2 separate regions of the Mus musculus genome follow, and region 2 is linked to region 1. The links are chromatin loops, found by intact Hi-C in ENCODE. Cell type or tissue: left cerebral cortex. All regions are shown on one strand.

Region 1 (5,000 bases):
CTAGATACAAATGTAGCTATTGCTCTGTATGTGGAAATCAAAGGCCAATTACTCACAAAACTAGCTTAGAAACTACAAGCCAGACACTTGGTTAAAACTTTTCTAACAGGGAAATGAAATGTCTAAGAAAGGTGCAGTGACAGGGCTCACATAAGTAAATGCACTTAGTGATAAATCTGAGTTTGATACCTTGGAACCCACGTGGTGAAGAAATCAGAACTCCAAAGTTGCACCAGTGCACATGTGTGTGGGCATTCATACAAGCACACACATGAACATATACACACACGAGCATATGCACGCACACACACTCAATAACTGTTAAAAAAGAAAAAAGTAATGTTATAATCATTTGTTAGAGCCCAGCGGTGGTGGCACACACCTTTAATCCCAGCATTGAGGAGGAAGAGGCAATCAATCTCTGTGAGTTGGTCAGACTGTTCAGGACTGTAAAGCTACTGAGAAAGAAGCCCTGTCTATAAATAAATAGATAAATAAGTGTCATATCTGCTTCACCCATCCTGTTTACTTTCTATTCACAGGTCTTACCTCTGATAGCGTCCACCTGTTTCCACAAGTAGTTCATTAGTCCTTAACACAACACAATCATCAGCATCCACCCAGAGGCCCAGGTACAGCCGAAAGGTCAAAGTTCAGCTGACCCTGTCACCTAAATTCTTCCTTTAAGTTAAAACTTTCCTTCCTCAGTTTTTCTTCGCTTACTTAAACACAGGGTTTTAACTACTACCTAGGCTGACCTCAAAAGCCAAAGATGACCAAGGATTACAGGCTCCTTACCCATTACTCCTTAAAAACAACAGCTCACATTCACTCTGCTACATGTATAATAAATTTCTAATAAGCAAGCAGTCAAGTGTATTTTAGAGTTGCATCAGGAAATGAAGGGTATACTAGTATGAGGAAGAATGTACTTTCTACAAACACCCACTTCGCTGGGGCTGGAGAGATAGAGGGCTTGGCGGGCACAGCATGGAAAGCAGGAGGTCCTGCGTTTGGATCTCCAGCACCCAGGTGAACGCTGAGCGTGGTTTAGACTGCCTGGAGTCCCAGCAAGAGCAGGTGAAGACAGGCAGCCTCCAGGAGCTCGACAGCAGACCGGCCAGCCTAGCAAAAATGGCCAACTACCACTTCGTAAGAGACTTTATGTCAAGGCAATATGGCAGGGAGAGATAGAGGAAGACATTCTATGTCGTGCCCTGGCCTCTGGATGTGCACACTTGTATGCATCAAATGCACAAAATGTGTTTGCATACATCTGCATGTATGTGTGTGCACAAGCACACACTACTGGAGTACAAAGAACTAACACAACTAAAGTCCCATGCGCTACTTCTACCTCTTGCCCATACAAATCTGTGCATACTCTTTCCCTTGAATTTCCTGGTATCTCCACCCCAAGTTCACTGGGTCTCTAGCTATTGCTGACAACTGTAATTCCTTATCACTGCTCCTTCATAACTTCCACTACTCTCACATGAACATTCTTTCTCCCAACTGCAATTGTTCAAACTCCTCCATGGTGCAGGTCACTAATTTGCCCTTCTTCTGCCTTTACCCTGCCAGGTCCCATTACTCCCTGCACTGTGCCCAAACCAAAGTCCTACCAAACTCAAAAATACCAAATGTTCTTGCCCAAGGTAGCAAGCATCCATGTCTCTTCCTAGGGACACTCTATGCTCTCCCTGTTCCTGCCACACCTTCAAGACTAGGCTTGAAGTTTACTCCAAACAACCCCAGCCATCAAAATTAAAGTCTCCATAACCTTTCTTGGCTCAATGAAGACTGGGGGCACAGTCCATCAAATTATAGCACCCAGACCTATTGCTCAGTGCTGCCCTCGTTCACAGCCACAGCCTTCCCCTAACTTTGAATCACCTGTCCTGATGAGATGTTCTAATATACTGCTGCAAATTACAAGCAGCCTCTCTCCATTCCCTGCTCATTAAAGTCTCTTCTGCTACCTTAGAAAATCTCCCAAACTTAACTAATCCATCCTTCCTTCTGTTTTCTTAATGTTTCATTTACCATGGGCCAGCAAACCACTATCCTATGCCAACATGAGGATTCAGCCTGATTCTTCCACCAAAGAAACTGTACCCGCCTCATGAACCCATCCCCAAGACGAACCAACACCAACTCAGCAATACTCTCTCATTTACCACACCCAAATTCATCCTTAGTGTGTCCCCAGTTAACGGCAATCTCGCCAGTCTGCAGCACTTCACCAGCCCTCACACAGTCCTAGGTACCCTTCCCACTTCCACCAAAATTTCGCCCCTCCCTACACCCCCTTCTACACCTGTTTCTACACCTCCCGTTTCCCATCTCATCTCCCGTTCTTTTAATCTTGCCCACGCCCTCGTCCGACCCCTCCATCCATCCTACCAGTTCACTCTTGCACAGAAATCCCCTCCCAGCCCAAGCCTTAGAATCCCTCTGCCCCGCCCCTCCCGACTTTGCCCCGCCCTTCCATTCCTGAGCCCCGCCCCTTGCCCCGTAGGCTCGGCCAGGGGCGGAGCTTATTCCTCCTCCCTCCTCTCCCCCGCCCCCTACCGTCACGCTCAGGGGCAGCCTGACCCCGAGCGGCCCCGCGGTGACCCTCGCGCAGGGGCCTGTGGGAGGGGCGTCGAGGGTCCCAGGCCACCCCCCCGTCGGTCCCCCGCCCGCCTAGTCTCCTCCCCCTGGGAACGCGCGGGGTGGGTGACAGACCTGGCCGCGCGCCACCACCACCGCGCCTGCCGGGGGCGCTGAATCTGCCTGAGAAAGAAGCTACGGCTGCCGCCTGGAGGAGGTGCCGTAGCGCCCGCCACCGCTGCCGCCGCCGCCAGGGGTAGGAGCTAAGCCGCCGCCATTTTGTGTCCCCCTGTTGTTGTCGTTGACATGAATCCGACATGACACTGATTACAGCCCAATGGAGTCTCATTAAACCCAAGACGCGGCCCCGCCCCGGCGCCGTTCCATTGGACGAGAGCACGAACACTTAGGGCCAACCGTTGGCCTACGGGTCTGTCCGTCACCCGCTCGCTAAACACTCTGCCCCCCATTGGGGCAAGTTCCTGCCGGTCATCTCGCCTCCACATAGACACACCTCTCGACCCATCATTTCCCCCCCCCCACCTCCGGCACCACCCCGAGGGAGGGTCGACTGCCAGTACCAATCAACAGACCGCGGGGCCCGCCTTTTCCGGGCACCTATTGGTCCAGCCCTTTTTCTCTCTCACAGACACCGCGCCACCTCTACTTCCACCTACCCGCCCCCTCTACCTCTAGAAATGGATTGGATCTAGGCGCAGGAGAGGCGCTTGGCCTTATTGGCTGTACACGACGCCAATCAGAAGCCTTTTTTCCTCTCCCCTCCCCCACTCAACCCCAAAGCCCCTAGCCCGCAGCTAAAGTTTGTGTGAGAGCTGATCGCTGGCGGCGGCCGCAGGATTTAGGGGTGGGCGCAGGCGGGCGCGCGCGGGCGGGCACGCGAAGTTAAAATTCGAGGTTCTCAGTCGCCTGCTCCCGCCGAGGAGCGCGCGGACGGGCGCGCCGCCCGGAGCGTTCCATCCAGCCCCCTCCTCCACCCTCTCTCCTGTCCTGTCCCGGGCGACTACTCGCCCGCCCCCTGGCTTGCACCCTACCCCCTTCACATACCCCCTACCCTGCCAGCCTCAGGCCGGGTGCAGGCGGAACGATCTCACTGCAGCCTCTTCGCCATCCCATACGGAGGGGGAGCAAGCCCCCTACCCACCGGGTGTGCACCCCCGGCTCCGCACTCGCCCGTGTCTGCAAGCACGTGCACTATTCGCCGCTGCCTCCGGCCACCCCGGTCCCCGGCTAACCTCGCCTCCAGCCCGGCCAATCGCTTGCTGCCCTTTGTTGCTGCAGACCGGGTCTCCCCGCTGCCTTCCTCAGCCTCCGCCTCGTCCTTTGCCAGCCGCCCGGGTCCGCAGCGCCGCGCTCCCCCCGCCCGGGACCCACCGCCGCCGCCTCCTTCTCCTCCTCCGCCTCCTCCTCCTCGGCTCCGGGCTGCAGCGCACAGAGCCCGAGGCAGCGCCGCCCAGCCCCGCTCCCCCCGCGCCGCCCGCTAGCCCGCCTGGCCCGGCCGGGGGCGCAGCCCGGACCCCGCCCGCCCCAGTCTCCGCCCCGGGGGTACCTGCCTCCGCCCCGGGGGGCTCCGCTCACCGCCCTCAGGGGAGGGCGGGGATGCCGGTGTCCGAAAGGATGGGGACGCCTGGGCTGTTTTGGGGTGGGGAGTGTGTCCGCCAGGTCTGGGACTGAGGTGCGGTCTTCTTAAACGCGCCCCCCCTCCCGCCGCCGTGGGCCCCAAACTTCGTCCTTCTCCCGGGTCTTGTACCCTCGGGCGACCGCGGCAGTTTTGGGGTGGGGGATGCCTCAGGAGCTGTCTCTACCCTGATCAGGAGGAAGAGGGAGCAGTGACATTCAGCGACTGCGGACAGGCATCCTCGGGTGGGAGTGGGGATGTCAGACGCAGGCTGGAGAGGGAAGCTGCCCCTCAGGATGCCCTCTCCCGGCCTGCGGGAGAGGCTGGCGAGCTCGGAGCTGCGTTCTGGGTGCTTCCTGGACTGTGCAGCTGGATAACATTGGGGTTGGGCGGGGGGCGACCGCTGGGGGGCCCTTCCCTCGTCTCCAACCAGCGCTGTAAGGAAAGCTGATGGCGAAGTTCGGTTTTCCAGGCTTCCCCTGGGCCCCCGGAGTTCCTGAGGCCCATACGAGGGAGGCTGGGGGATCCTCTGGCCGCCCAGGCAAGGCTACTCTAAAGGTGCCCACATGCCTTGCAGCGCCCTCCGGACTCTGGAGAAAACGTCCTGCTCTTCCCAGAGTTGGGTGGGATGCTGGTAAGAGATACTTGAGAGTATGAGAAAGGTAGACTTGAGAAAAGGCTCCTCCTAACAGAGTTTGAACAGTTTCTCTTCCCAGACCTTTGGGAAGAAGGGAAACAAACCTATGTCCCTGGGAAAGCCAAGTTTCCC
Region 2 (5,000 bases), 130 kb after region 1:
GTATTGTTCAATCAACATTCAACTCACAGTTTCTATGTGTGGTACACAATATTGAGTATGCAAATAAGGGTGGAGTTACTAAATCTCAATTACATTTATTTCTATAGTTACATGAGTGGGGTGGCTCAGCCGATAAAGGTGCTTGCTGCCAAACCAGACGACCTGAGTTCAATACCCACACCCACATGGAGGAAGGGATAGAACTGATTTCAGCAAGTTCTCCTCTGAGCGTCACACATATACTGTGTCAGGCAAGTGCCCTCCTAACAAATAAATAATATAATTTTAAAAAGTTTCTCTAGTCAATATTACAAGTTGATGTATAAAACAGAACAGTTGACATTGTTCTGGCTCAGTACCACAGCCATCAAAGATTCATAAACCCAGTTAATTATCTGTCACTTAACCTGGGTTCATACTGAAGTTAGTGTTTTCTAACAGTCAATTAGAAGATAGTATTATGCAGACAGAAACACGGTCTTGACTGTATCTTGATTTTGCCAACAACGACCACATGGAGTTTTGAATCTTGACAAGATTGTCCTTCTAGTAGGTAAACAGAACGGAGACCAGAAAATTAAGGCTAATTATCAATATTTTCCTTACAAAAAATTATCTGATGTTATTTTTTAAAAGATGAAAGGGAGACAGGACTCAAATAAGAAGCTCATAAGCAGGATAGAAATTAATCAGCCCTAACAACTGGTAAGTACAACCTTTGGAGATTTATTTGCATAACGATAATTTACGGGCGATAGGGTTGAACTTATTTAAGTGACATTATAGCTCACTATTCTGTCTTGCCCTAACACTGCTGCAGCACGGAATTCTTATGAAATGTAATGCAGCTAATGAGGTAGCTTTTTAACTGAACAAACTGACAGGCCCCATATCTGCAGAGGCAGCTTGAAACTGTGCCCAACCTCTTGGCTTCCCAAGAGGCTTTTCAAAATTCAATAAATAACATCTGTAGGCGATGTTGGGTGCAGACCTAGCAGAGTGCGTCATAACACTGTGCTGGCAGAACAAAGAAACCATGACGACTGCCAAGTTTCCATGGCAACTGCAGCGAGGCTCTGAGAGTATAATAGCACATCAATCACTGTCCAAAAGAACTTCATTATCAGCTAGAAAAAACCTTTAGGATCTGTTTAGTGTGCAATTGTGGGTTAACTCACCTCAAAGCCTTGCTCTCTAGCAAAAGTGGCAGCTTCCTGAAAAAAAAAAAAAAAAGGACAGTTAATTATAAAGTGCCAGATAATGAAGAAATAATTCATTCTGAAACTCATTCAGTCTTCTTTTTACACAATTATCTCAAGATACTCACATAGATTAATTTTTATTTTTACCCCAAAATATTTCCTTTTTGTCTTGGCATGAAAAACAATGGGCCACATGGTGTCAACACACTTCACACGCCAGGACAGGGAAGATGCTATGTGTTTTTACAGTGGCTGCCAATGAGTTCAGGTGTTCTGACCTCACTCAGAAAGGAAAGGCATTCACTTGAAACCCAAGGACCAGGCTGGTGGTTACACGTGTAATTAAAAGAGTACTTTTCAGGAAGCTCTTCTGGAGATGAGAATGCCTACTAATAGATATATAGATGCTGGAAACAATTATTTCCCAACCCCATGATGAAATTTATAGAGACAGGGGTCACCAGTGGGTTGTTAGAGTCATTGAGTGATAGGATGACAGGGAACCGGTTCTTCCCATGGAATCAAAGCAGCACAGATTACATGCTGGCCACGGGGAGCAAAGTGAAACTTTATAATGGAAGGGACCAAGCTGTCATCATTGTAAGCCTGTGGTCAGTCCTATCCACTAGCATCCCTCATAGTGGGATTGCCAAATATCCTGTGCCCCAGATATGGAGAATGGAGTTCACGGTATCAACCAGGATGTAGTCTAGCCAAAATATCTTCGCACCAATTAACCAAAAGTTTAGTTCAATAACTTGTATTTATGAGAAAAAGAGAGGAACAATTAAAGGAGAAAGTGAACGAATCTGTAAGGCGGGCACATTTACAAAGCAACTAGTAATGTTTCTTTAACTAATGGCAGCCTCAAAGATAAACTGGGAAGGGAAATGAACAAAACCAGCATATGACTGCATCTTATTTTAAACCAAACCAGCTGTGAAAGATGTTTCAACAGAGGTAATCTGAAAATCAGAGGATAGAAGGAATCGTCAGTTTGATATTAGGAATGATCAGTGTGACAAGGAAATTGTCTTTAACTTTTAGGGCTGTGTCCAGGAGTATTTAAGGGTAAAAAGCCACATACAAAATCTGTAACTTGGAATACTCTGCGAGAACAAAAGGAAGCGAACTTGACAAAACACTGGAACCTAGGTCTAAGATATACGGGGCGAATGCTTCCACTCTCTATACCCCTCAACCCCACCCTCCTGGGGTCTTGCTATATAGCCCTGGCTGGCCAGGAAATGCTATGCAGGCAAGACTAGCCACAAACTTGTATAGATCCACCTGCTTCTGTCTTCCAAGTGCTGAGATTAAAGGTTTGGGTCACCGTGCCTGGCTTTTGTCTAAGAGGAAAAGGTTAGAAAAGTTAACACCTAAAAGAATGTTTAAAAATTTTAATACACAAAGTTCTTCTAGCCTTTATACATATACATGTATGAGCACAATTTAATGAACATTATGCCATATGCTAATGCTTTTCTAACAGGCTACTGAAAGACAAAACAAAACAAACCACCCCAAACCAAAAAAACCCACCCATATCTATGTAACTAAGTCCTTACGCTTTCACTGTTTAGCTCGTGCATACATTTTAATTTTAGGAATCATAGAAAATGGAGGCAATATTACTTTTCATTTCTACTTCCCTCTTGAAAGTGAAAAAAATTGCAGACAACTGTCAAGAGTCTCTACATCTTAACTCACATTCCTCCAAAATTATCTTTGCCAAGAGATATTAATAGAAGAATGGGATTTGAGCCCAAGTGGTGAGCAGATCCAACTCAACTAGAACGACTGCTGCACCAAACCATGTAAGGCAGAAAGTACAGCCAGTGCCTTTAAAATAAATGTGGACAGTTCCTCCATGTTGAGGGAAATACTAATTAGGAAATACATGCATGTACTTATGGTCCACTATACTAATAACAGATTTAGAGAACCTATACTTTTGGGGTGTGGAAAAGTCAAAATGCGTGATTATAGATCAACAGTGGAGTTAACAGCAAGTCTTAAGCTGAGGGTTGATCCCCTCATTCACTAGAGAAAGAGCAGGCTGACTAGTGAGCCACAGTTGACAATGACACGCACACGCGTACCACACACACACACACACACACACACACACACACACACACACCACAAACCCTTGATGAATGGCTCAAGTAAGCAAGGTTACTCTCATTTCAATTTCCTTACAAAACAATGTTTATAGTTCACAAATAATATTTGCTGGCTGAGATATCAAGTCAAGTGAAAGGTTGAAAAGATATCAATGTGTTGTTTTCTAAGCCATCATAAATTTAAGTAAATGAATTCTTAGACGAATAATGCAACTGAATAGCTCTGGTGAAAACTACTACTACACTTACTATTATTTTAGATTTATTTGTTTTATGTATGAGTGTTTGGCCTGCATATATATTTGTGTACCATGTGCATAGTTGGTAGCTGTACTTATCAAGAGAGGGCATCAGATCCCCTGGAACTGGAGTTACCAATGGTTGTGAGCTACTGTGTAGGTGCTGGGAACCAAGCCTGAATCCTTTACAAGAGCAGCAAGTACTTTTAACAAGTAAGCCATCTCCCCAGCCCCTAAGAACTACTTTTCATGCCCAGCCTGGGCAACAGTGAATTGTAGGACACAGGGTGGGGGTGAGGGGGCTTCAGGGTCATTAAAAGAAAAGGAATCTGAGGAATTAAAATTGCTCTATGACAGAAAGACTGCAAGTCCATGCAGTAGTTAAACTGAGGCAAGGAGCAGTACTAGGAACCGAACTCAGGCCCTCAAGGTGCTAGAAGTGCCACATTACCAAGTTAAATCCCACATCTGGAACACTATTTGTATGAAAAAGGTTTTTAGATAACACAGGTTGGAGTGTGGGGAATCATAGAAGTGTGTCACCATGCATGGCTATGTTGTTTTAATTTTTAATGCCAGCTTTTTTGATCATATACTAATAAATTAACTGTAACTTGGTAAATTACAGAATAATGGCAAGAATATACTTATATATGTATTTTTTCTTTTAGACAAGAGCTCACATTATACAACCTAAGTTGATCTGAATCTTGGTATGTTGTCTGAGCTGGCTTTGAACTATCTCTGTTCCTGCCTCCATCTCTCAAGTGCTGGGATTTTAGGCTGTGTCACCGTGCTTTGTTATTAGACGCGTTCTCACGACCGGCCAGGAAAGACGCAACAAACCAGAATCTTCTGCGGCAAAGCTTTATTGCTTACATCTTCAGGAGCCAGAGTGCAAGAAGCAAGAGCGCAAGAAGCAAGAGAGAGAGAAAACGAAACCCCGTCCCTATTAAGGAGAATTCTCCTTCGCCTAGGACGTGTCACTCCCTGATTGGCTGCAGCCCATCGGCCGAGTTGACGTCACGAGGAAGGCAGAGCACATGGAGTGAAGAACCACCCTCGGCACATGCGCAGATTATTTGTTTACCACTTAGAACACAGCTGTCAGCGCCATCTTGTAACGGCGAATGTGGGCGCGGCTCCCCACATCTCCCCCTTTCCTTTTAATAAGAGCAAATAGGCCACCCATATTAATGAGAGTGGAGATAGAGGTCAAATCCCCAGTGTGTAGGTAAAGGAGCCATGTACAGGATTAGCTCTTAGGCTCACAGGCTTTTACCCAGAGCAACCCTGACCTGCTCCCGTGTCGTTTTGCCTGGGGGAAGGGAACTAGGACACTGAACCTTCATGAAAGATGACATGTCTCCCTAGAATAGGCTCATATATGCCGCAGAGCCTTTCCATTGCAGTGCTTAGCCGTGCAACTCTCT

What was found. Hi-C counts contacts between places; a loop is a spot of excess contacts. Peaks named below come from ENCODE experiments on the same cell type or tissue, not always from the same donor. Only the 100,000 strongest peaks of a DNase experiment are listed, where the experiment ranks them.
Region 2: a loop joins it to region 1, with 6 times the contacts of the local background. A loop is called at or near these places in 3 of 42 quality-filtered maps.

The regions. Positions count from the first base shown.
Region 1 is chr14:21,498,809-21,503,808 of GRCm38, reverse strand. It overlaps Kat6b (K(lysine) acetyltransferase 6B), which reads right to left and starts at 4,024. Exons shown (of 17, transcript NM_017479.3): 1 at 3,849-4,024. In left cerebral cortex, CTCF peaks have their summits at 2,586, 2,816 and 4,561 (motif pointing left); DNase peaks (open chromatin) are centred at 3,141, 3,888, 4,514, 4,785 and 1 more place; H3K4me3 peaks cover 2,944 bases; H3K27ac peaks cover 2,672 bases.
Region 2 is chr14:21,365,285-21,370,284 of GRCm38, reverse strand. It overlaps Adk (adenosine kinase), which reads right to left. Exons shown (of 11, transcript NM_134079.4): 8 at 1,179-1,214. Among named protein-coding and RNA genes, the nearest start is that of Gm52152, 51 kb to the left of the region's middle. In left cerebral cortex, no CTCF peak of the experiment used is centred here; DNase peaks (open chromatin) are centred at 974 and 2,961; H3K27ac peaks cover 2,899 bases.